Regions from separate parts of the Homo sapiens genome. Here regions 2, 3, 4, 5, 6 and 7 are each linked to region 1. The links are chromatin loops, found by intact Hi-C in ENCODE. Cell type or tissue: mammary epithelial cell. All regions are shown on one strand. Region 1 has its middle 210 kb from the start of CCSER2. Region 2 has its middle 10 kb from the start of GRID1. Region 3 overlaps GHITM (growth hormone inducible transmembrane protein). Region 4 has its middle 390 kb from the start of CCSER2. Region 5 holds the start of GRID1-AS2 (GRID1 antisense RNA 2). Region 6 overlaps CDHR1 (cadherin related family member 1). Region 7 has its middle 280 kb from the start of CCSER2.

Evidence for each region. A loop is a pair of places that touch in the nucleus more often than their neighbours do. Peaks named below come from ENCODE experiments on the same cell type or tissue, not always from the same donor. Only the 100,000 strongest peaks of a DNase experiment are listed, where the experiment ranks them.
Region 2: a loop joins it to region 1, with 6 times the contacts of the local background. A loop is called at or near these places in 60 of 110 quality-filtered maps.
Region 3: a loop joins it to region 1, with 8 times the contacts of the local background. A loop is called at or near these places in 21 of 110 quality-filtered maps.
Region 4: it touches region 1 in a loop (6-fold over the local background); 11 of 110 quality-filtered maps call a loop at or near these places.
Region 5: a loop joins it to region 1, with 6 times the contacts of the local background. A loop is called at or near these places in 2 of 110 quality-filtered maps.
Region 6: it touches region 1 in a loop (7-fold over the local background); 3 of 110 quality-filtered maps call a loop at or near these places.
Region 7: a loop joins it to region 1, with 11 times the contacts of the local background. A loop is called at or near these places in 8 of 110 quality-filtered maps.

What each region holds. Positions count from the first base shown.
Region 1 is chr10:84,538,353-84,542,352 of GRCh38, reverse strand. No RefSeq gene overlaps it. Among named protein-coding and RNA genes, the nearest start is that of CCSER2, 210 kb to the right of the region's middle. In mammary epithelial cell, a CTCF peak has its summit at 1,666; a DNase peak (open chromatin) is centred at 2,112; H3K4me3 peaks cover 433 bases; H3K27ac peaks cover 1,514 bases.
Region 2 is chr10:86,374,977-86,378,976 of GRCh38, reverse strand. No RefSeq gene overlaps it. Among named protein-coding and RNA genes, the nearest start is that of GRID1, 10 kb to the right of the region's middle. RefSeq lists silencers at 1,462-1,521, 1,532-1,581, 1,431-1,725, 1,685-1,883 and an enhancer at 1,361-1,903. In mammary epithelial cell, a CTCF peak has its summit at 1,558 (motif pointing right); a DNase peak (open chromatin) is centred at 1,566; H3K4me3 peaks cover 202 bases.
Region 3 is chr10:84,145,900-84,149,899 of GRCh38, reverse strand. It overlaps GHITM (growth hormone inducible transmembrane protein), which reads right to left. Exons shown (of 9, transcript NM_014394.3): 6 at 1,062-1,170. Among named protein-coding and RNA genes, the nearest start is that of GHITM, 8.4 kb to the right of the region's middle. In mammary epithelial cell, a CTCF peak has its summit at 1,709 (motif pointing left); no DNase peak of the experiment used is centred here.
Region 4 is chr10:84,714,392-84,718,391 of GRCh38, reverse strand. No RefSeq gene overlaps it. Among named protein-coding and RNA genes, the nearest start is that of CCSER2, 390 kb to the right of the region's middle. In mammary epithelial cell, a CTCF peak has its summit at 2,331 (motif pointing right); no DNase peak of the experiment used is centred here.
Region 5 is chr10:85,642,175-85,646,174 of GRCh38, reverse strand. The region is part of intron 13 of GRID1 (glutamate ionotropic receptor delta type subunit 1); the gene reads left to right. It overlaps GRID1-AS2 (GRID1 antisense RNA 2), which reads right to left and starts at 2,110. Exons shown (of 4, transcript NR_199154.1): 1 at 1,987-2,110; 2 at 509-611. In mammary epithelial cell, no CTCF peak of the experiment used is centred here; DNase peaks (open chromatin) are centred at 2,164 and 3,204; H3K27ac peaks cover 1,813 bases.
Region 6 is chr10:84,203,653-84,207,652 of GRCh38, reverse strand. CDHR1 (cadherin related family member 1) reads right to left here. Exons shown (of 17, transcript NM_033100.4): 9 at 3,048-3,126; 10 at 1,726-1,826. Among named protein-coding and RNA genes, the nearest start is that of CDHR1, 11 kb to the right of the region's middle. RefSeq lists enhancers at 3,360-3,860, 3,861-4,000. In mammary epithelial cell, CTCF peaks have their summits at 1,875 and 3,345 (motif pointing right); no DNase peak of the experiment used is centred here.
Region 7 is chr10:84,611,522-84,615,521 of GRCh38, reverse strand. No RefSeq gene overlaps it. Among named protein-coding and RNA genes, the nearest start is that of CCSER2, 280 kb to the right of the region's middle. In mammary epithelial cell, a CTCF peak has its summit at 1,942 (motif pointing left); no DNase peak of the experiment used is centred here.

The DNA of each region.
Region 1 (4,000 bases):
TTGCGGAATTCCATCCCGGGGTGATGCTGGGTAGCAGCCTGGCCCCTCACCTTGTACTGGTGGTGCAGGGCATTTGCCTGAACTCTGACTGAAGATAGTGTCCTCCCCTGCCTACACACATACACCACACACACACACACACACACACACACACACACACACAAGCATATACACCATACACACCATACAAGCTCTTAGGAAGACAGCTCTGTGGCTTGCACAATTTTCAAAATATCATTGTCTCAATGATATCATTTGTATCATGGAATTGGGCTATGAGTCATTCAGGCCTGACTGAGAAAAGGACATTGGTCAGTCAGCTTTGCTGGACAACCTCCACAAGCTCTCAGTGGCATATGACAATAAGCACTAATTCCCATGCTTGTAAGTGTGGCCCACTGAAGACAACTGGATGCTTGTCAAGGCTGGGCTCAGCAGGTCGGCTCTGCTTCGGGCAGTGGGACTGCAGGGCTCGGCTTCCCACTGCAGGTTGGGCTCAGGCCTGCTCTATGTGTGCTTATTATGGGATCCAGGATGAAAGGGCAGCAGCTACCAGGAGGAAACGCTTCTCATTTAGGTTCAATCAGTGAAGTGCGGGGATGCAAAGCCAATCTCTCAAGCACATTGAAAGCCTCTGCTAACCCTATGACTGCTAATATTCCATTGGCCAAAGTCATCTGCCCAAACCCAAAGTCAAGGACCTGGAAGCATGCTCTGCACAGCCTGAGGCCATGGTGAGGGTGAGTGTGGGATCCTATTCCCCCTATGCCCATCCAGATGTGCAGCCTGCCTGGGGGTGCTGAGTGGTGTTTGGGGACCATGGCCTGTGGGAAGGAGGCCAAGCCCTTCTGCCTGAGCAGGGCAGCAGAGATTCCGCGCTCTGTCGGCCAATGCCCAACTAAAGACAGGAAATTCGAGGTGAGTGACACCCAGAGGTTCGGAGAGGAAATGACACCTGGAAAGCCTGGCCCTTAAGTCCAGCCTTTGCCCTGAGGGGTGGGAGCCCATAGGCCTTCCAGCTGGGTCCCCGCAGGAGAGGCCTGGAGAATGGAGGGGAGAGCACTTCGTTGTCATCTGGATCTGCCTGCAGCCCCGGTCACCTGGCTGAATCTGGGCAGGGCCAGGCCAGGCCCACCTTGGACAGGTGCCCTGCACCGCGTGGACAGGACCGAGGCTCGGGAATCCTTGCTTCCCACGGCAAATTTTCCCTCTGGAAAACGGGAGAGACAGAAACGTGTTGCACGGAAGCACCGGGAACGCGGCGCGCCCACGCTTCTGGCCCTGGCTGGGGGCGCCGTCGGGAGACCCATCCCTCATTCCGAGGGAGCCCCCCAGGACCCCCCCGCACCGCGCCCTCCCTCTCCCCTGCGCTTGAGAAGGACTTGGTGCCTCCAGGTCGCGGGAATCTTCATCACTTCTGCAGCACTGGAGGAGGGCGCCGTTTCCACCCCTCACCATAGGCTGTAGCCGCAGGCCAGGACGCTCAGCTGGCCCCGCTGGGGCGTCCTGGCAGACAAAGTCGTCAAGAGGATTTCCAAGCGCAGCGAAGTTGCCCCTCAGATGATCAGGCAGGGTCGGGGGACCCGGCCCTGGGATCCCGCGGCCCGTTAGCTAGCCTGACTCAGCCCCGGTGAGGCGGATCCGGAGCGGGAGCCGGGCGCACTCGTGTGGCCATGCCTGGGAACGCAGGTCCGGGAAATGGGCCGCCGGGAGCTCAGGACCAGCTGCCAAGACCCCAGGGAAAGAAACATCATCTGGAGGAAGGAGGCGAAGGGAGGGAGGCCCCGGGAGCCCCTTGACAGGCCTCATTCACGCTCTGCATGTTGGAAGGCCCTTGACAGAACTGAATCTTTTATGATGGCCAGAGATGCATCCCCTTTGAAAGGAGGGCTGCCAGGTAGCACAGCCCTGCATCCTGTTCCCCAAGTTTCCCTTTCCCCTGGGGACTCACTGAGCACCTAGTCACCCCACGGCTTTGCTCTCCCTTGGGAGCTCTAGCCTGAGTCCGGTGTGAGGCTCCTCCAAGGCTGCCCTGAAGATTTGGAGGCAGCCTAAGAGACATAGCCCAGGGTAACAGGAAACAAGACAGTAACAGACAACTAAGCCCTGTGGAATCCATTCATTCCACAGGAGGTGGGGCGTGACCACCATGAGCTAGCCACCCTGGAAGGCTCTGAAGCTGTGTCCTTTGCACGCTACAGGAGGCTTTTGAATTCGACCACCAAAATTCAGACTTACCAAAGGGCAAACCCCACAGTGAGTCCTCTGCTCAGCAGGGGGCTTCTGGGTTCCTTCCCTGCTTTAAGCCCAGAAAGAGACCTCACATACTTCTGGCTCCCCAGCCCTATGCACCTCTGACGTGAGAACTCACATTTAATGGGGAGTTACTGTGTGGGAGGCACACACTCCCTTCTGATCATTTGGGTGGGCACTGGTCCTACCCAGTTTCATTCAAGAATTGGAGTGTGACTGATGTGGTTTGGCCATGTCACCACCCAAATTTCATCCTGAATTCTCAGTTATTGTGGGAGAGACCTGGTGGGAGGTAACTGAATCATGGGGGCAGGTCTTTCCCGTGCTGTTCTTGTGATAGTGAATAAGTCTCGTGAGATCTGATGGTTTGAAAAACAGAGTCTCCCTGCACAAGCTCTCTTCTCTTGTCTGCCACCATGTGAGACCTGCCTTTCACCTCCTGCCATGATTGTGAGGCCTCCCCAGCCATGTGGAACTGTAAATCCATTAAATCTCTTTCTTTTGTAAATTGCCCAGTCTCAGGTATCTCTTTATCAGCAGCATGAAAACGGACTCATACAGTGACCTTAGATGTGCTAAGAGTAAACTGGAAATTTTGAAGAAGTTCATCCAGGCAGATTGCCTTCACATTTTGGCCAGCTGCCTGGGAGCTTGATGCCATCTTTTGGATTTAGCCCAAGATTCTCAAACTTGTGATCAGTTATACTCCAAGGAATCCATAAAGGAATTTTGCTTTATTTAGTCATTTCATGGAGCATGGCGCACTGGGATATGTTGACAGTCATTTGATGTGATTGTGAGTTTGTTATTGATATAATTAGTGCAGCCAGAGAAAAGCAGCTAAAACTTCTGGGAAATTGACTCGTAATATTGTAACACATAATATAGGGGAAAAAGCAGAACCACAATAATGATTGGGGACTTGTGGTTCCTGTGCGCTTGAAGATGTGTGTGCTTGGGATTTTGATAATTTACAAAGCTTTATGCCCTCATCTCTCTGCTTTCCAGCCTTTTTAAGATCTGAAAGGAAATTTGCAAATTGGCTTCTGAAAACTATAACTGATACATCAGCAAATCAGAGCTGGCCTTGGTGAGTGAAGTCCAAATGCTGGGGCCCAGACCTGGACCCCAGTGATGGAAGGAGCACTGTATACCTGGAGACCAAAGAATCCTTTTCAAAAGAGACACCCACTTCAGGTGCAGGGGTGGCTCATTCTACTTCTGAGAAACAAACTTGCCTTCCCCCTGCCCCTCCTTTCCCATTGTTGACAACACCCCCACCCCAATCCCTGGCCTGCTGACACAGAGAACGTGTCCCAACTGGCAGAGCAAAGTTGTTTGGAGCCACTGAACACTTTAGCCAAATTCTTCAACTCTAAGCTAGCCTGCATCTAGAAGACAAAGACAACTGTTCTCCCATAATAACACAAAAGGTTCTTAGGGTTTTGGGGCATTACCCGTGGTGACCAGAGTGCCTAGTCCACCTCTCTGGAGCCAGGAAGAGAGAGAAATACTCTCTCTAGAGTATTTCTTCTATCTCTAGACGTGAAAGAAATACAGTGCCAGCCACATACTCAATTTTAAATTTTTTAAAAGTCCCATTTTATAATGTGAAAAGAAATAAGTAAAATTAATAACTTATTTTTTATTAATCCAGCATGAAATAATTTATTTCAAGATGTAATGAGTATAACAATTATTAATGAGATATTTTTCCTTTTTTATATGAAATCTGCTGTGGATTTTA
Region 2 (4,000 bases), 1.8 Mb before region 1:
TGATCTTTGTTATAAATTAACTGCCTTTTTTATTGTCCTGTACCTAACTTAGACCAGATAGCAGCCAAGACCCCATGATAGTTATATCTTCAGTGTGGAATGTTAAGTGTACCTTTCCCAGAAGAAAAAGACCATCTTGACTAATCAGATCATTGTAACTATGTATTAAGTCTTACATAAAAAGATGTTAAATGTTCTGTTAAGCTTCCCTAAACTTTATCTGTATGCACGATCCTAAACTTCTACACTTTGGATCTACACTGACTTCCATCCTTTGGAATCTTTGCTTCCTGGACCACTTGTCCTTGAACTTTGCACTTAATATACTCTTTAAGTGAGATTTTGACCCTTTCGGTTAAATTGAAAATCATATGGTAGTTCTATTTTCAATTTTTTGAGAAATGGCCTACTGTATTCCATAGCGGCTGCACCCTCTTACGTTCCCACAAACAATTCACAAGGGTTCCAATTTCTCCACATCCTTGCTTGATTTATTGATTGATTGTGATTAGTGTGTAATGGATGTGAGGTGGTATCTCATTGTGGTTTTTATTGCATTTCCCTAATGGCTAGTGATGTTGAGCATCTTTTCATGTGCTTATTGGTCATTTATATCTCATTTTTGGAGATACGTCTATTCATGTCCTTTGCCTGATTTTTTAATCAGGTTGGTTTTGTTGTTGAGTTGTAGTAAAGAGCTTTAAGTAGGACTGTCACAATTTGACTTACTGTTTTGACAGAGCTGAGCCTGAAACTTTGGCAGGAATCAGGGTGAGGGGGAAGCGGCAAGAACTGGGGGCTGCCAGGACAGATGCTGCACACAGTGAGCTCTTCACAAAAGCTGAGCTCACCCAGGCCCTCTTCCTGCTTCGGATCTTGGATGGCCTGAGGAGGAGGACACTGGGGTCACCTCTTTGGATCCTGGCCTTTTAAGGCTCTCAGGGAAGGCTCAGGCAGTCTCCAACAGACCCCTGGGAAATCCAGGGTCCCAGTCCCTCCGTGTGTGGTCCAGACGGAGAATGGTTAATGATCCACGCTATAGGACGCCTGCCTGTTATTTGCAGCAGGGGCTGACCATGGGGGTTGGGCTCTAGAAATCCGCAGGAATTTACACAGGGGTGCTGGGCTGTGTAAAGTGGATCCCCCACTGGCTTTTCTGACTGGCAGATAGTTCAAAGACGTGGGCTGGGGAGCCAGAATGCCTGGGTTCAAATCCTATTTTGCCACATACCAGCTGGGCATGTTACATAACTCTCTTGTGCCTCCATTTACTGCTCTGTAAAATGGGAATAATAAGAGCGCCTCCCTTGTGAAGGATTGGGTGAGGATTACATGAGTTAATGTATGCAAAGCATTAAAATAGTGCCTGTCTCGTAGTAAACGCTATGTAAATGTGGGCTATTGCTGTTATTTTCACTGAGACCAGGCCCTGTTGGGCTTCCCACCGCCCATCAGCGTGCAGGCCTTCCGGACCACGTAGAGGTGCGGTTATCCTTGGGACAGGTCCTCCCTCCTGGGGCGGCTCGCGCGGCAGCGCCTGGGGCCCGTTCCCGCGGTTGCCGGCAGGGGGCAGCATTGCACTGCGGCTGCTCCTGGGCGGCGCCGGCGACTGGGCTTGGAAACCGCGCCTCGCGGCGGCCTGCGCCCTCGCTGCGTCCCTCGCGCTGTCACCTGCGGAATCGGCAGACCAGCCCGTGTAGCCGTCAGCCCAGTAGGGCGGGCACGGGGGCCGGAGACCGCTGTCTCTGTTCAGCCCGGGGTCTCTTGGGGCAGGGCGCCCCACCGCCTCTTCCATGAGGTTCTCCAGCCCTCAAACCCCCGGCGCGCGTGGCTATTTCTCGGCCCCTCGTGGGGCCTGGAGGCCCTTGACCATTCTTGGTCCGTGCACAATCCCCCCATCTGTGAAATGTGGGCAATTGCGCGGTGGCTCAGGGCGCGGCCCAGGTCAGGCACAGAGTGAGGGTCGGGAGATGTTTGGACAACCCCCACCTCGGCTTTCATTAGGTTGCGGACGAGCTGGGCCTGAGCGGGGCATGCGGGCGCGCGCGGCCTCTGGGGAGGGAGTGTGGCGGAGAGGATGCGCGGGCCGTGTGGTCCTGATCTGGGCTTGAGCCCACCCCATGCTTGAACCTGCTCTGGGCCTTTGCTTGTGCTCAGCCTGCTTCCTGGATGGCCCCTCCTTCCTCCTTATTCAACTCCCTCGGGCATCTCAGAGTCCGTAACAGCCTTCCAGGTCTCAGGGCCTGGCATTAGCTTCCCTTCCCTGCCAGTCCCCAAAAACGTCCAGTCCTCGCCTGGGCCTACCCAAGGTCTCCCCTCACCCCCAACCACCAGGCTCTGGGTCCACATTAGGACTTGTGTCTGTCCTGCCCACCATGACCCTTAGCAGGGGATCACGGGGATGGCCCGGCCTCCTGTGAAGGAAGGTCAGCTCCATGATTCCAGATGATTCCAGTCTGGAAATCTCGTGGACTCCAGAAGTCTAGCCTTTGGCTACTCTCCCCAACATTTCCTGGAGAGGCTTGATCACTGGCCCATAGGCCAAGGAGACCCTCCCTTCTATGGTCACAGACCTTCAACAGATGATGGTAGATGCAGGCCGCTACCCTCAGGTGACCCCACAAAGAGCCACACACTGGCAAAAGAACAGTCAGTGTTCCCAGTGGGTAGGAAATGCACCCTAAAACAACTTAGAGATGCAATTTTTCATTTATCAAGAATGAAACAAAGAATAACGCTTAGTGTTGCTGAAGGTGCAGAGAAGCAGACACTTTCATGAATTGCCCATGGAAACGTAGACTGGTTTTAAAAACAGCTTTGGAGGGCAATTTTGGAACTATGTATTAGAGACTTAAATGACGCATAACCTTTGACCCAGCAATTCCACTGCTAGGTATTTATTCTACTAAGGAAATAATTGCATAAAAGCTGAAAATGCATGTGTAAGTATTTTTTACCGAAGCACTGTTTATAATGGTAAAAATTGGGGAGAATATTCAATAGCAAATGAATGATTAAATAATGTATGATAGCTCCATGGAATAGAACTGTAATCAGCCATAAAAAAAAATCACATTTTTGGAAGAGAATTTCATAGCAGAGAGAAATGCTCACATTAAAATGTTCATTCATTCACTAATTAATTGATTTAACATTTATTGAGTATCTTTGAGACATGCCAGGTATTCTTTTAGGCACTGAGAATACAACTGTAAATAAGATAAATACTATCGTCCTCCTTATTGGGCTTTCCTTCTATAGGTGGAGACAGGCAAGAAAGAGGTGAAAAATAATTTCAGGTAGTAATATTTTTGTCTGTTTCTCTTTCAAAATTATACTTGAATAGAAAAAAGGATGGGAAGAAGAGCATCACAATGTCAACGGCGGTTATTTCTGGTTGGTGGTATCAGGTAGGATTTGTGTTAAGTTACGAAAAACTGAGAAATTCACTGCAGAAGCTTATAAAGACCAGGGTCTGATTGGCTCCTGTGTCCTGGGCTGATAAAGCAGCCTCGCTCTGCCCTCCTGGAACGCAGGCTGTGCATGCCCTGCTTGGCTTCTGAAGGTCACAGGACGGCAGGCTTTCCTCCGGGTCTCCTGTCTACCTTCCAGCAGGAAGAAGGGGGAAGGCAGAGGAACAAACTCTTTCTCCTCCGGAGGCTCTGCCTTTTATTTTATGTGAACAGAGCTTCAGCCAAGGTCTCATTGGTCAGAATGGGCCACTTGGGAAGAACATGGAGGCAGTGTCATGGGTTATCATCATTTTCTTCTTCACATTTTCTGGCATTTTCTAAATCAAACAAGACATTAAAACAAGCTTCTGTGTGTAAGAAATAAAGGACTTTTTGTGTTTTAAGAAACAAGGTTGGGGTGGATTGCTATGTGGGAATGGAGGGCAGAGGGCAGGCAGTCGCAGCCAGGCTCAGACACAGCTGCTATGGGTGCGGCGGTCCTGGAGGTCTCTCTCACTAATTTCCATCCGCCTGGGTCCTGTAGGCCC
Region 3 (4,000 bases), 390 kb after region 1:
CAGCCCAAATTGGTGACTACTCAAATTCTATATCACAACATTAACACTATTCCTAATCAATCACACTCACAAGCAAACACTAATCTACTTATTTAGTAACCATCAAATTCCATGTAGCTATTTGAATCTGAGCTTACCACTAGTTTCTACAACATTCATATAATAATTGAGATAAACAAGCTTAAAACAAATAACTCAAGGTCAAACCTACTGCTGTCAAAAGGGAAAGCATATGATGATAAACTTAAAATGTGGGAACTTCTAAGACAGACACTGCTGTTTCTTTATGTAATAAGGACTGCTAACAGCTTATAAATAAGTAATTTTAGTTGTCAGATATTTATAAACAATTTCGTAAAAAATTTACCAGTAATTCAACAAAGGTAAATGGAACTCCTTAATTGAAAAAAAACTTAGATAATGCATTATTTCAGTGCTAAGAAGAATAAGTTACCTTTTTCTTAAATGTCGTTTACCTCATAGACTAGGCACAAAGCTATCTTTATACTGAATTTTCAATACTAGCTTAAAGAATAACATTTCTAGATCAAGTTATATGGTTAATAAGGTATACTATCTCATGATGATGAATAATTTAAAAATACTTTTTGCTCTAGGCAAAACAGTGGGTGAAATTTCTACACAGAACACTTCTATTAGGACTCCTCTCAGTTTTTTGTTATTTCGCAGCAACATTTTTAGCACAACTTTCTCTATCCTCAGTTTTTAATTTTTCTAAACATACCAGACAAAAACAACTCTCAAATGATGCGTACTAGATATAAAACCCTCCTGGTATCGAACAAAATACACAAAAGTAAATCTCTGCATATACTAGACTGTCAGAAGATACAAGTTTCGTATTGAAGATGTCCATGGTCTTAGCAAAATCAACTTTTCAAAGCAAAGGTCTGGCAATAATGCAGCCAGTAATGACTGAAGAAAATGGTGTTTTCTAAACATGAGGCTTAAATTCCATGTAGGTCATTTACAACTGTGAAGAGCCACCCAAAAAAGGTGGTAGTCAAGGTTGTCTCGTAACAATTTAAAACAGAACATACCAGAATGTAGCAACCAAGCAAGATGCTTTGGGCCTGGGCTCTGGTCATATGGTATTGATCGTACCAGCATTCCAGCTCCAACCATGGCTGCAAAGGTCACACCAATTGTCTGAAAGACAAGTACTATTAAGAAAAACTGATCTTTATATGAAAACAAAGCAGAAACCCACAGGTTTGAAGTACAATTAGTTACTTCTAATAAACTAGTTGTAAAAATATTAAAGATAATAAATCAAAGCTTAAGGCCAGGCGTGGTGGCTCACGCCTGCAATCCCAGCACTTTGGGAGGCTGGGGCAGGTGGATCACCTGAGGTCAGAAGTTTGAGACCAGCCTGGCTAACTGGTGAAACCCTGTCTCTACTACAAATACAAAAATTAGCCAGGCGCAGTGGTGCGCGCCTGTAGTCCCAGCTACTTGGGAGGCTGAGTGAGGTGGGAAAATCACTTGAACCCGGGAGGTGGAGGTTGCAATGAGGCAAGATCGTGCCACTGCACTCTAGCCTGGGTGACAGAGCGAGACTCCATCTCAAAATAAAAAAATAAAAAATAAAAAATAAAAAATAAAAACTTTAATTTTTCTGGCACATTAAAAGCTCTGGGTTTATTTCAGAGTTTTGGCTAAGTTAGCACGAGTGCCCCCTACTGCCATATATGAGGTTTTGCAGACAGCTTCAAATGCATGTCTTAAGCTTGAACTGGCAACACATCTTTTAACAATTTTACTCTTGTTGGACAGAGGTGAAACAAAAACCCTTTAGGGATCCCAAGATAATTAACTCTTAATTAAAAAATATATTTTTGTATAGCACAAATAGCATTTTCTTTAAAATCAGTGATGCTTACAAATTAGTAATTTTTAAAAAAAATATATATAGCACATCACTTTGAACTCCATATTTGCTAAATGAAGACTTGAAAAATAGAAAGTAGATTATCACAGCACATGGAAAAGAAAAATGAGAAATAAGATTCTACACTTCTACCCTTCCAGGTTTATGGCTAATTTGGTCCTCATTCCTTTTCTTTGCCTATCTTAGATTTCCAGTGTTATAATTAAATATTGCTTGTGTATGACAAGAAGAATGTATTAACATGTAATGGAAATAAGATGGTGCTAATCTCCAAGAAATTTAAATCAGAGATTGCAAACTTGTAGCCCTTGGAATCAGGCCACAGATGTTTTGTTTGGCAAACTATGTTTAAAAAAACAAACAAAAAAAAAGAACATGGTGAATGGTTTTAGTTGAAAAGGTTAACTCTAGATGTCAGTAACCTCTAGATGTCAACAATCTCCTGTGTGACACACTAGGCCTCCTCACTCATCTGTATTATCTGTCTCACCTATGAACATCAAAATATTCAACCTCTAATATAAAGTACAGGTAAACCAAATAGCTGGTTTTGCCAAGAATGGGAAAACCTTAACATGAAAAAGCATACTGAGCTGGGTGTAGTGGTATGGACCTGTAATGTCAGTTACTTGGGTGGCTGAGGTGAAAGGACCACTTGAGCCTGGGAATTTAAGCCAAGCCTAGGCAAACATAGAGATCTAGTCTCTATTTTTAAAAAACATTAAAAAGAAAAGAAAAGCATATCGAGCTCCACTCCACCATTTTCTAACGAGAAATAATTACTACAAACTATTTCACACATCCTCTGTGGACAGCAGCAATTAAATTTTTTTAAGATCTTCTATGATCCAGTCTCACTCCAAACTCTGCATTCCAACCATACGGAACTGGCACAGCTGCCAACATGCCCCAAAATTTCAGGCCTCCTTAATTCAATCCATCATGCCTAAGAATATCTCCTTCCATATCTGGTCGACTTACTCTGGTACTGTCTCATCTCAAAAGCTTTTTCTAGTAGGTACCCTGGCTGCCCAAGAGCAAGATCAGATACCTCTCCTCAGATGCACTTGGGACAAACTTTGACATTATCTGTGTGTCTATGTGTGTGTTTGTATATATATGTCTGTCACACCCAAAAGGTTACATCTTCATCTCTGTAACACTTGTCTTTGGCTTTCCTATTTTCTGTATTACTAACAGTGGAAGAGGGTAATCTTTTGCCCAGAAGGGACTGAGGATATGGCCCAAACACAAAACTTCTTTGAAGCCTCATTTTAGGGCCTAAAATTTTAGGTAAATATTGTCATGTTTATTACAAAAGTATTGTTTTAAATTATTTGCTTCTGATTAAAACTGACATCCCCAGTGAAACATTCTGTGCCTTTGTGAACCTCTGGGCTGGGAGATTCATGACGTCTATGTGAAAAAGCATGATCCTAAGAATATATAAATATCCAAATGGCTGCTACTGTAAATGGTTATCCTTTAGTAAAGTACAACACAGTGAAAATAATATGGTTTTCGTCCCTATGTGGGGAATCAGTGTTACATGAACTCTCCTTCCCCTCCAGTATCACACTCTGCTCTAGTTCAGGTTCTTATCATCCCTCATTTCAGATCTTACAAAGGCACAGCTGGTACACCTGCTCCATGTCTCTTCCACATTGGTTCTAAAAACTCAAATATAAATCACGCTTTTGTTGTTCCAGTATCTCCAATGGCCTCCGACTGCTTAGGTTCTCTCCTCAGCTTGACAACTGTATCCTTTCTAACCACGTCTTCTTTACCCTCCAGACCTCAAACACTTGAATTTCCCTCTAATGGGATTGTAAGTCACCTCTGAAATTAGGTTTTCCTACCTCCTCTTCCCTTAAACTGTTTGGTAAAATTGGACCGCCCTTGTCTACTTAAAAAAATTTTTTTTTAATTTTTAAAATTTTCTATTTCTTTAAAAATTACAGACAGTGTCTCACTATGTTGCTCAGGTTGGTCTCAAATTCCTGGGCTCAAGCAATCTTCCTGCCTCAGCCTCCTAAAACGCTGAGATTACAGGTGTGAGCCACTGCACCTGGCCCTCTTGTCTACTTC
Region 4 (4,000 bases), 180 kb before region 1:
TGGTTTGACAAGCTGATACAGTACAATGCCATTGATTTTAATAATAAATCATGCAAACAGCATATGAGAAAAGAGCTTGTTGAGAGCAATTCTGCAAAAGCTGGCTCTGTACTAGTCACGTAGGCATTTGAGTTTCATGGACTCTACTCTCTTTCTACACAACCCTCTCTGAATACGGTTGCTCCAAAGGTCTAAGGTTGAGCTGCAAGGAGTGGGCAAGTTAGTTCAGCTACCAGGAATGGAGAAATAGAGACATAGCTTCTCTCATGTTCTATGAGAGAACATGAGAACAACTTGAAAGGGAGCTGGTTTCACACTTAAATTTCAGCATGTATCTACACTTGACAGCAGTGTCATACACTCCTTCACATGTGGAAGAAACTGACTCAGTGCCACAGGGACTTCATTTTCAGACATGCCAAGTAGCAGGCATGTCTCAGTGAGAGGTAGAAAGAATTGCACAGGCGTTAGTGTTGCCTTTCTGGAATTTTATTGCTGCTACCCTTCATGCTAGCCATATAACTTTGGGCAAGATATATATCATCTCTGATTCTTCAGAAAGATAAAAACAACAGCATTTACTCAAAGACTCTGAAGATTACATGAGATAGCATGCAAAGTGCCTACTAAGGGGCCTGGCATCAGCAGGTGCTGGCTGCCTATGAATTTTCCTCCCCGCTACCATTCATCCTCTTCTCAGTTCTCATATATCTAAGCTGGAATCAGCCTAATGATATATTCCTATTGTCTTGACTATGAAAAGAAAAATGTTAAAAAAAAAAAAAGTAGGACATGCTGGGCACACTTGATGCTCTGCACCACACAGCTTGTTTACACACCCACAAGCCCAGCCGGGGTTGGGAAGAGCCGCTCAGGCCCCTCTTCCATTGGGCCTGGCACCATAGATTGCCCCAAGATGCATTACACCAACAAGCAGCCTGCTTAGGGAGGCAGAGCCATAAGATCAATGCTAGCAATGGGCAAGAATAATAGGCTTTCATCAACTCCTGATGACGCAGGGCTGAGAAGGACTCTGGAAATGCTGTACATCTATGTACAAGGGCAGGGAGGTCAAAGGTGACTCTGAACAGCTGACCTACCTTGATCATGCCAAACAGATTATAGGCAAAGTGAGAGGTTATTTTCCATGCTTGCTATGTTGACAATATCAAGGAATTCAGGAAGCACACAAAGAAGGGTGAGAGGTTATTTTCTATGCTTGCTCTGTTGACCATATCAAGGAATTCAGGAGGCACACGAAGAAAGGTGAGAGACACTTAGCAGTGAGAGGAGATCACCCTCAGTTTCCTTGCATTTTTCCCTCATTTCAGTTCTGCTGTCTTTCCCTAACCAGCCACTAACCTCCCTCTCTTTCCATTCACACTTATGTTTCTCTTAGCAGGGGTCAGCAAGCTATGGCCCATGGGCCAAATTCAGCCCACCACCTTATTTTGTAAATAAAGCTATGCCCATTCATTTCTCCATTATCTATGCCTACTTCTGGCTACAATGCTGGCGTTCAGTAGTGGCGACAGAGACCTTATGGCCTGCAAAGCCTTAAATATTTACTATATGGCCCATTATAGGGAAATGTTTGCTGATCCCTTCCCTTGGAAATAGACTACACAAGCTAAACTCAATCTGTGTCCCATACATTGTAGAACACTATAATCCTTGGAGTTGAATTAGTGTAATATTTAAAATAAAAAAAGAGACTCAAAGTTTAATAAGCTTAGGGCTCTCTGGATTATGCAGAGGCTTTTTCTGTAAAAATTCTTAGAAACTATATTATGCAGGCCGGGCGCGGTGGCTCACGCCTGTAATCCCAGCACTTTGGGAGGCCGAGGCGGGTGGATCATGAGGTCAGGAGATCGAGACCATCCTGGCTAACAAGGTGAAACCCCGTCTCTACTAAAAATACAAAAAATTAGCCGGGCGCGGTGGCGGGCGCCTGTAGTCCCAGCTACTCGGGAGGCTGAGGCAGGAGAATGGCGTGAACCCGGGAAGCGGAGCTTGCAGTGAGCCGAGATTGCGCCACTGCAGTCCGCAGTCCGGCCTGGGCGACAGAGCGAGACTCCGTCTCAAAAAAAAAAAAAAAAAAAAGAAACTATATTATGCTTACACACACTGTGAATCTCTAAAGGAAGGGGTGTTATGGCCTGCATGTAAAAGCTTCATTTTCAAAAGAAATGAGCCTGAGGCAGAAGATTTCTGCACTATTTAGGAAGACTTATGTGCCTTGTTAGGAAGTACAATCCCAAGGAGCATGACAGGGACAAGGCGGGGGAAGCAGAGAGGGAAAATGAGGCTGCACTGCCAAGTTGGCTGCCACTAGGGGGCAGATGCTGGCTCCTGTGTACACCACGTTGCAGGATTGTGTGTAATGCAGGAATCAGGGGGAAATGTATCCAACAACCTGTGGGAACCAGAGAAGAGACCCATGGTGACAGCAGGCAGCATCAGGTACAGGTGCATGCTTGAGGTGAGGTGCTGTTGGGTTGCACCTGCCTGCAGTCAAAACCCATGCAGAGCTTTTGGCCAGCGATGCAGCTCCAATAAGCAAGGGTAGGGAAGAAAACATCCAATGTTGTGCAAATGCGTTCTGATACCAAGAAACACAGAATGCTGGGCTTCCTAGAGCTACTGACTATAGAGTCATCTTTCCCATGAATAGACAACATGTCAAAGGGCACTTACAATCCGCACAATGGTCTAAGATTTACCAGGCTGCACTTCCCCACTTCCCCGTATAACCCACATCCTGAAACCTGCCCTTCTTTTTCTCATACCACCATTGACCCATCCCTAACCAGCCACTAACCTCCCTCTCTCTTTACAGTCACAGTTATGTTTCTCTTAGCAAGGGTCAGAAAATATAGCCCATGGGCCTAAGTTAGACCAGCACCCTTTTTCTCATACCATCACTGACCCATCCCAAAACCCCTCCAACCCTGTGACCTCTTCTCAACATCAACCTCCCGCCAGGAGAGCAACTGAGCACAATGGAAATAATACACAACTTGGGATCAGAAACCCATGTTTGAAAACTGGCTCTCCACTAACCAGCTGGGGAAGCGCCATCACATTACTCAATTTCTACCAACTTCAGTTTCTTCAACTCAAAAAGGGACTGACAGCACAGGATGATATGAGGAATTACGAAGTAACTCATGTAAAGGGTTACCCACAATAGTTACACATGACATTGTAGCTATTCTTTTTTTATTATTATTACTGCATCTTTTGACATTGTTGGCCTTGCATTTTCAAGAACTTCTCTCATCCCCCAGTTTCCCTGCTGTCCCTCAAATTCTTCCTTACCTCTTCTATTTTTCTAAGTCACATTCTGCTATGAGCTGAATTGGGTCCCCCCTCCCCTAATATGAGTTAGGGGAGGGGGTACACAATTCAAGTCCCAACCTCCAATGTGATTGTGTTTGAAGATAGCAACTTTATGGAGATAGTCAAGGTTAAATGAGGTAATAAGGGTGGGGCCCTGATCAGATGCGGTTAGTGTTCCTATGAGAAGAGACACCAGAGAGCTCTTTCTCTCCCACTTTCTCTTTCTTCCTGCTTCTCCCTCCATCTCCTTGTTTGCACACAACAAAAACAGGCCACATGATGATGCAATGAGAAGGTGGCCATCTGCAAGCCAAGAAAAGAGTCCTCAACAGAGCCTGACCCTGTGGACCTTGATTTTTGGACTTTCAGCCTCCAGAGCTGTGAAACAAGACACTCTTGTTGTTTATGCTGCTGTCCAGTATTTGGTATTTTGTTATGGCAGCCCAAGCAGAGTAATACACCTTCCCTCTCTCCTCTTCCTCTTTCTACTTTGAAATGGAGAAGTTCATCAAGGTACTAATGCCCTAGACTTCATTCCCAATCTCCCCTCCAATTCTAATCTCATTCCCGCCATTGACTTCACCTGTCACTCACAAATCCATATCTCCAACTCTGACCTCTCCTATGAACACCTGGAACCAAATTTTCAAAATCTCTG
Region 5 (4,000 bases), 1.1 Mb before region 1:
CTCATGCATACCCTCACAGGCACACTAACACCTTGCCACACACACACACACACACACACACACTCATCCCTGTGCTGCCCCCCCAGCCACTCCAGTGACTTCTTGGCCTTCCTGCAGAGAGCAGTGGATGTCAGGACAGCCTGGGGCAAGCTCTGGGGCCAGTAAAGCCCACCGCCCTGCCCTTCATGGTCCTCAGCAATCTGCCAGCCCCTCCCTGATGTGCCCCAGAGGGGTCAAGGGAGAGAGGCCTGAGTCCCCCTTTGCTTTGGAAACACATGGGCATCAGGCAGAGTGCAGCCTCTATCCCATGACAGGCTGGGGCACCTAGCTGTGGTGCCATGTAGAGTGAGGCCCACTGGGAAGATGGTCGTGCACAGGATGACTTGTACAGGATCCCATGCTCAGGATGATTTTTCATTGCCATTTAGCCACATTGAACAGCAGAAGATGTCTAGGCTCTGGAGCTTGACATATTTAGGTGTGAATTCCAGTTTCGTAAGTTACCAACATTGTGAAATGGAGCACACCATTCTCCTTGTTTGGGAACTCTTGGATTTGAGAAAGACCTGGGCAACTTTCCATTTGGTGGTCTCCTTAGAGACTTAAATGATCTGAAAATACATATCATGATAAATTTTGAATGTTTAGATTTAACAAAGTGATACTTTGACAATAACAATAGAATGCAGTGTAACTGTGCTATTCTCATGCTTACAAGATTTATTAAAACCTCGTAGTTCTCACTGCACTGCAAAGGATGATGCTCTAGCCTTAAGCTGCAGGATCTTCTTTCACCCCTGACAGTGAATCTTTGTGGCTGTAGGTGACCTCATTTGAAGATAATGAACACAATGTTGATTTAAGGCCTTTTGTGCATGTGAGGCCTGGGCCAAATGGCCTTCGCGTTCCCTTTCCTGGCTTTCTTTGACTCTCAGAGAGAGCCAATACTGTCATCCACACAGGGTCTTAAGAAGATTCATTGCATAATGCTAAAAAAAAAAGCACTGCTTAGAAAAAAAAAAGATAGCTACTTTTGACTTTGTTAAAGTTCTATTCATTACAAGCCACTTTAAATAAAATAGAAAGGTAGGTCACACACTGGGAGGGGATGTTTACAATACATATAACCAATGCAAGATTACTGTCAAGAATATATTAATAAGAAAAGCTCAAACAACTTAATAGAAAACTGGCAAGAGGCTTGCACAGGCCTTCCACAGAAGAGGCAACACAAATGGCCAGTAATCAAATGAAGAGATGTTCAAAATTATTAGTGATCTGTGAAATACAAATCAGGACCATAAAGATTATATCATTTTACACCAATTAGTTTGGCACAAAATGAGAGGCGGTGAAGAAGACGTGGAGTAACAGTTGGTTAATTGCTGATGGGGGTGTGCTCAGTACAATCACTTTGGAGAAGAGCTTAGCATTCTCTTATAAAATGGGACACTTACATACTGTATGGCCCAGCAATTACACTCCAATGTATCCACCCAAAATAAATGTCCACATGCACTTTTGGAGACAAGAAAGGCCATAGTAGCACTTCCTGTAGAACCAAAACCCTGGAAACCATCCAAATGACCATTAACAATATAAAGAAAGATGTTGTCTACAATGAAATGGATGAATCTTAGCAGAATAATATTGAGTAAAATAAAACATTAAGGCAATTTCATACGGGTCAACTAATAGAAGGTAACACAGAATATTATACCCTCTTAAAAATGTATAAAATATACACATACACATCCAAAGCAATGATAAAATACAAGATTCACCACAGTGGTTGCTACAGGTGGGAGAGCCAGAGCAGCAGAGAAGAGAGAAGGACATTGTTGGTAAGTCAGAGTTGGTGTTAGGTTTAGATTAGCAGGAGATTTTAGAAAATTAGTTAATGAGTTAATTCAAAAAGTGAGCCATTCCTGGAGAAATGTATGGGTATCCTGAAGCAAAGGTTGTCATTAATCTCATTCTGCTCACCTCCCTACTCTTCCAAATGCGTAAGTCCAGACCAAGCAAGGCAGTGCTGGGCTCCTCACAAGTACCCACCCCTTCCCTCTTTGCAGGCGACATGTGCCTGCTTATGCCTCAGAAAGGCCAACACACACCACTGAGCCCTCTGGTTGGTGATAAACCTGGAGATGAGTCATTAGAGAAACACCTCATCATTGTTCTAGCTACCCCTTGTCCATTGGCGGCACTTAGGAAACCACTCACCGTCTGGTGATATTTAGTCTTACTCATGAATACAACAATGTTAAAAAATCAGTAGCAAACGATGCAAACAAAGGATTTCTTATCAATGCCTATCACTTCATGGTATAGAATTTAATCTTTGTTAGTACATAAGATGGATTAGTTTTATGGTACCTTCATTTTATGAACCCCAAGCTGGCTTTGGGATCACAAATCTCTCTCTTGCATTTGGATCTCTAAGAAAAAAAAAACTGACTGCCAGCACTAGACAAATGTTAAGGGTTTTATAACTAGTGTCATAAAAGTGAGTTTATAGTATTGTCAGACAATGAAGTGTGCTGCATTTTTTTTAGTGGAAGAAAAGCTCAGATTTACTCTCAAATCCTCCTTCTTCGTGTGCCTGTTTGGATGACTACTGGACTTAAATGCTTGTCTGAAATCTGTCTTCTTCCCTACTCCTATGGAGCGGCCCCTCTGCTCCCTGCCCCCAGACTATGGCTTCAGTAACCTTGTGAATCCCTGAGCCCAGAGAGCAGACCAGTCTGGAGATGGCTGTGCCCTAAGTGAGGATGACGACTTGAATCCAGAAACTACAGAACAAATCCAGCAAGTAGGGTATTATGGGCCTAGTATTCAGGGAGGAACAGCCTCTCCAAATCCCAAACAGAGTCTGCTGCCATGCAGTGTAGGCAGCCTGGCAAAGGTGAGGAGAAGCCCACCGAGGGGCTTCTCCTGGAAACTTCTTTAGCAATTGACAGATAATCACACTTCTGATTTTCAGTTGCTCCTTGATGACTCAGCTCCATTTTCAGGGAGTGTTTGGTAGTGGAGCAATGTCTAATTGCTGCAAAAGTCAAGGAGGTTGGTATGGATGGTATGCTGTTATTTTCTCCTTGGGAGTCCTAAGGCTTTTAATGACATGAAACCAATTTAGGTGGGGAATTGTTTAGAGTGATCACTTGTCCACGGTATCAGAACTGGAGAAGGGTTATGTCATGGTTGGCTCGCCTCTGAGATCCACTCCTTCATGCCAATACACATCATTGAGCCTCTGGAGGGTAATAAACCTGGAGATGAGTCATTAGAGAAACACTTCCTTATTTTTCTAGCTACTCCTTGTCCATTGGTGGCACTTAGGAAATCACTAACCCTCTGGAAATAGAGTCTTACTCATGAATACAATAATGTTAAAAAATCAGTAGCAAAAGATGCAAATAAAGGATTTACCATGCCAGTGGCCACTAAGATAAGGACAAGTGAGACCTTGTCAGGCTTTGATGAGGCAAAGATGAAAGAATTTGGAACAGGAGGGAATTTTTATTTATTAAGAGACGACAACACACCATTTTCACAACAAACCTGCCTGGCACCCAGTAAGTCTCAATAAATACAGGATTGTTCCTGAATGAGTCATCTGTTTGCTGTCTGACTGAGCAGAGGCAGATAAATCGGAGACAAGATTCCTGTCATCAGTTAGCAGGTTACCCCCTTTAGATTTCATGGTGGAAGGGACAAGAGAAATAGCTCCAGGGTTCCTGTCAGGCTTGTCTCTTGATAACCTTCTGTAAGGGAGAAGATTTTCCTGGTCCTGAAAGATGTGTCACAAAGAGAGAGGAGAGAGGCTGCTTCCGTTTCTCTCAGCCACATGCACTTATCAGGCCTAAGGAAAGACTAGACCAAGGATTGGCAAACTCTGACTCCTGGTCAAATCTGACCTACAGCTTGTTTTTATAAAGGTTTATTGGACAACAGCCCAACTCATTTATTTACATGCTGTTTATGGCTGCTTTCCTGCTAT
Region 6 (4,000 bases), 330 kb after region 1:
AGTTTGGGGTAATTAGTTATGCAGCTGATAACTAATACAGCCTACAAAGCCAGGGCAAAGATCCCATAGGTACCTTGTGAACCATGTGGCAGATATCCTATGAACCTCTTCAAGACCACCTTTCCCTTGTTCTGTAAGCATGCTCTGGTCTTTTGTATCCTAAAATAACCCTACCTGGACTCCACTCCTTGACACTTTCACTGCTATCCCTCTTGATTCTCATCCCACCCCTCATTCAGATTCTTCACCCTGACTTCCACACTGTATGTGGCACTGCTACTCTTTCTCCTTCCCAAGTGCTCTATTCCCACAGCAATGTGACTCTGCTCTCTACATCTTCTCCTCAACCTCTCTGATCCCTCCTGGGTTTCCTTTACCTGCCCCTCTCCTCCTCCTCACTCTCAGCCTCTTCACACAGCTCCCGCAGCTGTGCTTGGCCAATTGTCCTCTCTCTTCTTCTTCCTCTGGGTGCTTTTATTCCCTCCCATGCCTTCCACAGCTACCTGTAGGTTGACATTCTCTCCCACAATTCCAAACCTGTATGCCCAAGTTTTGATGTTTGAACTTGCATGTCCCTCGAGCCTTCAAATGCATCCTTCCTCACCTACTTCACTTGCCTGCTGTCCTGTACTCCTGACGGCACGGGACCACCTGGGCTTCATCTATCCCTCTCCCATCCCTTTCCCTCAAGATCAGGCAATTTCCTCATTCTGTGCAATCTGCCTCATGCATACTTTTCATTTTGTCCCTTTCTTCCATCCCACCTACCCTCAGCCCCACAGGCTGTCTTCCTCTGTTACTTTGGCCGATGGCTCTACCTCTCATCTAGTTCCCTCTGAACCCAAGTTGAGACCAGAGTTCTCAAATTCTGGCTGGGACTGGTACCAGAATTACCTGGGTGCTTATAATACGCAGATTCCTGGGTTTGCCCCAAACACACTGAATTCCTATGCCCGGGAGTGGATCCTGAAAATCTTGGTTGGCCCAAATCTCCAAATTTGGGAACTCCACTGGTCTGGTGAGCAGCCAGGTGAACTTTTCAAGTGGCTGTAATCCTGCTGAAAACCTTCCAATGGCTCCTTACTGCTCTTGGGTAGGACCAGCTACATAATTTGCAGGCCCAGCGAAAAATAAAAATATGGGATCCCTTGGTGAAATTATTAAGAATTCCAAGACAGCAAACAGCGAGCATTAAGCTTAGTGTGGGATCCTCCTAAGTATAGTCCTTGTGTGACTTCACAGGTCACATGCCCGGCTCTAGCGACAGATCCATACCTCCCATTCAGGACCTTTGCTCCTCTGGCCCCAGCCTGGGAGTCCAACGTTTCCTCCTTCTCCAGGCTGCCCATCTTTCTCTGCTCTGGCCTCAACTGACTCCTTGTTGTTCCCCCAATATATCAGTTCTCTCCCCTCCAGCCTGGGCTTGCTGCACTTTCCTGTCTTGGAATGCTTTCACTCCACCCCCACCCACCCAATGCCCGCCTCTGGCAGCATGCACCTGCAGGATCCCACCCATGCTCAGGCATTGCTGCTTCAGTTGCACCTCCTCTTGCCTTTCTGTGACTCCCTGTTTGTGAATTCATGTCTGGTGCAGGTGCTCTTTAGAACAACATCTAGCCCCCTCCCCAGACTATGGGCCCCAGGAAAAAGGGCCTGGGTGTCTTCACCTTTATAGACTTCCAGGGCCAAAGGTGGGCAGGGAAGACAAAGCTAGAGGGAGGGTACCTGTACATGCAGCTCATACACCTCTCTCTGGAGCTGGGCCGGGCTCTGAGTGATGGAGATGGCTCCAGATGTCTCATTAATTTCAAAGGCTCCATCGTTCCCTGTCAAGGGAGATGCACCCTGAAGTTCTGCACAGGACCACAGGGAGGCGCAGGGGAGTCGTGCCACAGGATCGTCCTGCATTGCCTAGGGAAGTCTTCATAGAATGGAATCCTGTCATCTGTGTCTTGTCAACATGGAAACAGTCTCAGAGGGGCTAAGTAACTTGTCTAAGGCTACACAGTTAGTGCAGATCTGGGACTTGAACTCACTTCTGTCCAGCTCCCACATTCCATACTGTGTCCCTTTTCTTATGCATAATACTATATGTGCATGTGTGCACGTGTGTGTGTGTGTGTGTGTGTGTGTGTGTGAAGAAAAGAGAAAGGAAGCAGGAGGACATACAGTGAGAGACGGACATGGAAGGGGAGGGGGGAAAGAAGGGACAGGAGGGAGGGAATAAAGAGAGGAGAGGGAGGGTGTGGAGTGGGACAGGCAGGAGATGGGGTGGGTGCTCAAGGACTGGGTAAAGGTTTGCAGTGGTGATGGGAAGGAAGGCAGCTGAGGTCCTGTGAGGCTGGGGAAAGGAGGCTGGCAGCCCACATGTGAGCTGCTGGAAAGTGAGTATGCACAGGCATGTCCTAGAGAAAGGCCGGGGCATATAGACATGCACACTTCTGGTACCAGGCACCAGATGCGATGCCCTGGCCTGGCCCAGGGACAGCTCATCTGGCTCAGTTGCTGCCCAGCTGTGGGAAGAGCACAGACTGTGGAGCTAGCAGGCTCAGGTTCAAATACAATGATGGAAACTTGGGATGCCTACTCAGCTTCTCTGAACTTCAGTTTTCTTGTCCATATATAGGGCTAGCACTAGGGAGATGCCATATCACCAATGCATTTGATTCATTTAATTCATCTATATGCTGTGGGATAACAATTAAAAAGAATGAGGAAAATACATAGCCACTTAAAAAGTGTGAGAAATGTTGCCACGCATTCCCATCAAGGAGCAAATACCCAGGGGGAGAGGAGCATGGGTTAGCACCTCCGTGTTGCTCTCAGCGCCCCTGCCCCATGCTCTCTTGGCTGTTGGATATCATGACAGGCAGGGACCGAAGCACACAACCCAGAGACTTGCTTGTCTTGGACACAGCCCTTCCTCTCCATACATCTTGTAATCCTGGTCCTACAGGTGAGGGAGCTGGAATCTAGAGAGGTTGAGGAACCTTGCTCTGGTCACCTAGAGAGTCAAAGCTGCAGCCCCCAAAGCTGCTCAGACTCACCATTTACAAGGCTGTAGAGAATTCGATTGGGTTTGCCCCGGTCTCCATCCATGGCGACCACCTTCAGTACCTCCGAGCCCTCGGGGAAACAGGAACAGCCGCTGCCTGATGGGCAATATGGGGACCCTCCCCTCCCCAAACAATGTCTCCATGATGAAAAGGAGGTGCTACCCCCACCTAGGAAAGGGTCAGGCCTCTACGTGGCGGTGGAGCATGGCCCTACTCTCCTCTGCAGGGGGATCGAAGCACCCACTGGCCTCCAGGGCTGGAGGGATAGCCTGAGCCCCTGCTTCTTTCTCACCAGTAGGGGTCAGTACCTGTGCTGCCCAGGGATTCTCAGGCCTCTTGCACCAACTCCTGGCCCACACACCACACTCAGCCCTTGCCTCTACTGCTCCCTAACCTCTAGCCTTACTTTCACTGCCCTCTCCATCTTTTGCTTTCATCCCACCCCAGAGGTGCATGAAGGAAGAGGTGGGAGAGAGGCCAGGCCTCAAATGCGAGGTCCCAGAATTAAGATTTTATCCTGTGGGCCTTTGGTGCTGCTGGAAGGGTTTGGGCGTAGGGCTGCCCCAACTATATAAGTCTTGCTTGACTTCTGCCTGTTGTCCCCTCTTAAGCCCCCCTACACAAGCCTTTCTCTCTGGTCAACTCCAGGCTACTTCTTAACCCAGCCCAGGTGCTGCCTCTTCCCTTGGAGCCTACCCTGAGCCCTGTCCCTCAGCACCACCTCCTCCCCTTAGCTCCTCAGTGGGATGGCCTGGGCCTACGCTGGCCCACCCTGCAGCCCCCATCCAGAGCAGTCCGGCATCTCTCTCCCTCACTCTGAGCCCGTCTCCACCACTGGGTCCTCAAAAAGTGTTTCATTTTGCTTTGTAAAGTCAATAATAGGCCGGGCGCGGTGGCTCACACCTGTAATCTCAGCACTTTCGGAGGCCAAGGCGGGTGGATCA
Region 7 (4,000 bases), 73 kb before region 1:
TAAAATGGGAGTAACAATCATTGTAAATCTGTCCTTATAGGCTGCTAAAAGAATCAAATGGATTAAAATATAACTAAAGTGCTTAGAAGAATAACTGGCATGTAAGCAAGTGACATATGAGTACTACCATGGTACTGATGTATTTATTCCAGCCTCACAAGCTTGTTAGAGTCACCTCTTCCCCAAGTCAGCTACAGCTGTGCAGATGAGACCTGGGACACTGGGAATCTAACTATGTGAATAGGAATTATTATAGCAGCAGCAGAAATAAGTCCATATGTTCATATTTCAAATATATTGTAAACAACTGGGGAACTTGAGTGCTTAACACAGTACCTGGAAAGTAAGCACTCCTTCCCTCTGCCATATCTTTTCTACCCATTCCCAATCCCAACTTTAACCTTATAGTCAAGTTACATTTTGGATGCTTTCAATGTTTTTGTATAACATTGAATCAAAGGGAAGGGTCTGTTTCAGATCATTATTCATCTTTTCATTACTGTCATATATTTTATTGATTTTTCATTGAAATGTTTTTTCAACATTTTAAAATGAGGCTTTGGCTTCAGCAGATCCCAGATCCTGACATCTGGTGAATTACAAACAATTGTGTAGGTTTGTTTTTAATTTTAATTTCAAAAAATCAATAAGTCATTGTGATGTCTTTAGAAGATATTAAATAATACAATCAATTTGGAATTTATTATAAAGATGCTCTTTTCAACAGTGTCTATGCAAAATCAGAATATTTGTGAAGCCTTAAGGTGCTTGGCTTTCTGGAATGGCATTAAGATCCAGAATAGAATGACTATAATCCCAGCACTTTGGGAGGCCGAGGAGGGCAGATCACCTGAGGTCAGGAGTCTGAGACCTGCCTGAGCAACATGGAGAAACCCCATCTCTACTAATAATACAAAAATTAGCCGGGCGTGGTGGTGCATGCCTGTAATCCTGGCTACTCAGGAGGCTGAGGCACGAGAATCATTTGAACCCGGGAGGCAGAGGTTGCGGTGAGCCAAGATCGCACCATTGCACTCCAGCCTGGGCAACAAGAGTGAAACTCCATCTCAAAAAAAAAAAAAAAAAAAGATCCAGAATAGAATCAAGAGGGCCTACGGAGAGCATCCAGGACAGAAAAAGTTTTGCTAAGAACAAGTTCAAGGAAAATTAACATATTTACTGGAAATTACTTTTTTCCATTCAAAATTTTTTTTAAAAATTGCTTTTAAAGTAATCCGAATTTCATCTGCTACTGAATGAATAGCAGAACATCCATGAGAACACTGATGCTGGTTTTGGCCACTAACAGATTTGCAACTAGGTCATGTGCGAAGATACAGGGTGAAGACGGCTTTGTAACCATTCACCTGGAAATAGATTAGAGGCCACATGCAGAAGCCACAGCCTTGGGGATCAGGTAGCTCACTGCTAATCCAGGTAGCCCATCTAGGGGAAAATGCGGCTTGGAGACTTGGAGAATCATGTGCCTTTCCTGAGTTTTTAATCCTTCATGGGGCAGAGTCAGGACAGACCCAGCCCTTCTGATTTCCTGCTCAACACCCTTCTGACATTCCAAGCTAGAAGTGAGAACTCAGAAATTCTGTCATTCTGTCATCCACCACCAGTAGGGGTGCTGCTCCTGGCGGTGCCCTTGGACTTGCTGACTGGAGGTCAGAGCTGAGAATGGCAGTCCCCCAGTTCCCCCAAGAAAGACACGTTGCCTCTGTACCTTGACAAGACCCATGATCAGCAACGAATTCACTGGCCACCTACTCTGTTGGCTGTTGGATTTGAAGACAGGGCAAAAGATAACACACAGACACACATATTTTGTTTAAATTGGGCTTTGCCCAACTCACAGAATTACCTAGGCAAGGCATAAGAGCCACAGCCCTGGCTGTTCCTCTGTGGCTGAGACAACACTGACATCTTGTGGTCTTGAATTCAGCCAGCCCTAAGCGTCACAGGCCAGAGTCTACCCAGCCCTGCCAGGAGGAGCTTTTCCCAGCCCTACAAATGGGAATGGATCCATTCTGTGTGGACTCTGCCTGCAGGGGGCTCATGGTTTAGCAGGACACCCAAGTAACCAACCATGTGCACACACTGGGTGACACAGACAGCGCCTGGCATCTGACCAGCCGCACACACACACTCAACCCAGACAGCAAATACTCAGCGTGCAACACTGCGGGCAGCTCCAGAACTGGCGTTAAATAAGAAGCATGCAGACAATTACAATACAGTGAGAAAGGTGCCGATTAAGGTATGAATAACAGCTGTGGGAACACACAAGCAGAGTGGACAGACAGCCAGAGGATACGGTAAGCCTTCAGAAATGACATAAGATCAGGAACACAAAAGATACTGTGGAGTAATCAAGGAAGCAAGGTGCGGAATGATTAAGTCAGAATTTCCCAGCGTCACAGAATAGATTCAGTTTAGAGGTGGAGTGCTAAGCCCCGGGAGATGGCTTCTACAGCATGAGAGGGGATCGACAGGGTTCATTTGGGGAGAAGCAAGAGTGCGAGTGAGAGACACAGAGAGGGAAAGCGTAAAAGACAAGTCTGTAAAGATAGACAGCCTTGAATGCTAGAATAAAGCGTTCACGTTATTCAATTGCTGAAAGTCACGTTATAACGCTGTATTTAAGAAGAAATGATCTGGCAAAGATAAAGCATGAACTATAAGCACAAGACAAAGACTGGAAAGATGCTCCCCCTCGTGTCAGCAGGGGCTGTCCCTAGGAAAGAGGACTATAATGCTTATTCCTGTCATTTTTCTTTTTTTTTCTATTGTTACATATTTTAATACTTTGGTAATGAAAGAAATGACGATCAAGCTATTGCCATATGAAGCAGATGGATGATAAGAGTGGGAGCCTGGCCACTCGCATAGTCATGGTCAGTTTCCTTCAGGAGGAAGCTCCTTCCCAAAAGCAGACAGGACAACAGGGCTATGTGAGACTCCGGATCAGAATCTCAGCATCTGTCTAACTGGGAGGACCCTTAGGTATCTACTCAACCCCCTGCTGCAGACAAGGGCTGGGGCTCTTGGAGAGGAAGTGGCTCCCCCCGGGACACACAGCCCTTCCTAGACCTCAGGATTCAGGCTCAGCTCCTGATTCCCTCTCAGGGCCCCCTCCTCTTCCCTTCCCACCGCTGCTCACCTCCTCTCATTATCTGTATAGCCAGAAGCCACCACAGCATGGCCAGGACCCAGAGCTTCACGAGGGCCCTCAGGTAGCAGCCAAGCCAGGGCTGCAGCAGCACGTCTGCCTTTCCACAGGTCAAGGCTAAGACATACTGTAAAGCTCCACCTGAAAAAGAAAGCAATGAAATACCAGGACCTGGCAGGGCACGGTGGCTTACACCTGTAATCCCAGCACTTTGGGAGGCCGAGGTGGATGGATCACCTGAGGTCGGGAGTTCGAGACCAGCCTGACCAACATGGAGAAACCCCGTCTCTACTAAAAACACAAAATTAGCCAGGTGTGGTGGCGCAAGCCTGTAATTCCGGCTACTTGGGAGGCTGAGGCAGGAGAATCGCTTGAACCTGGGAGGCAGAGGTTGTGGTGAGCCGAGATTGCGCCATTGCACTCCAGCCTGGGCAATAAGAGTGAAATTCTGTCTCAAAAAAAAAAAAAAAAATACCAGGACTTATTTTTTAAAAATGTAAGGACCGGGCACAGTGACTCACACCTGTAATACCAGCACTCTGGGAGGCCAAGGCAGGTGGGTCACCTGAGGTCAGGAATTCAAGACCAGCCTGGCCAACATGGTGAAACCCCCGTCTCTAATAAAAATACAAAAAATTATCTGGGCATGGTGGTGGGCACCTGTAATCCCAGCTACTCAGGAGGCTGAGGCAGGAGAATCGCTTGAACCCAGGAAGTGTAGGTTGTGGTGAAACGAGATCTCACCATTGCACTCCAGCCTAAGCAACAAGAGTAAAACTCCATCTCAAAAAAAAAAAAATTAAATTCTTGAGTACACATGCAGGA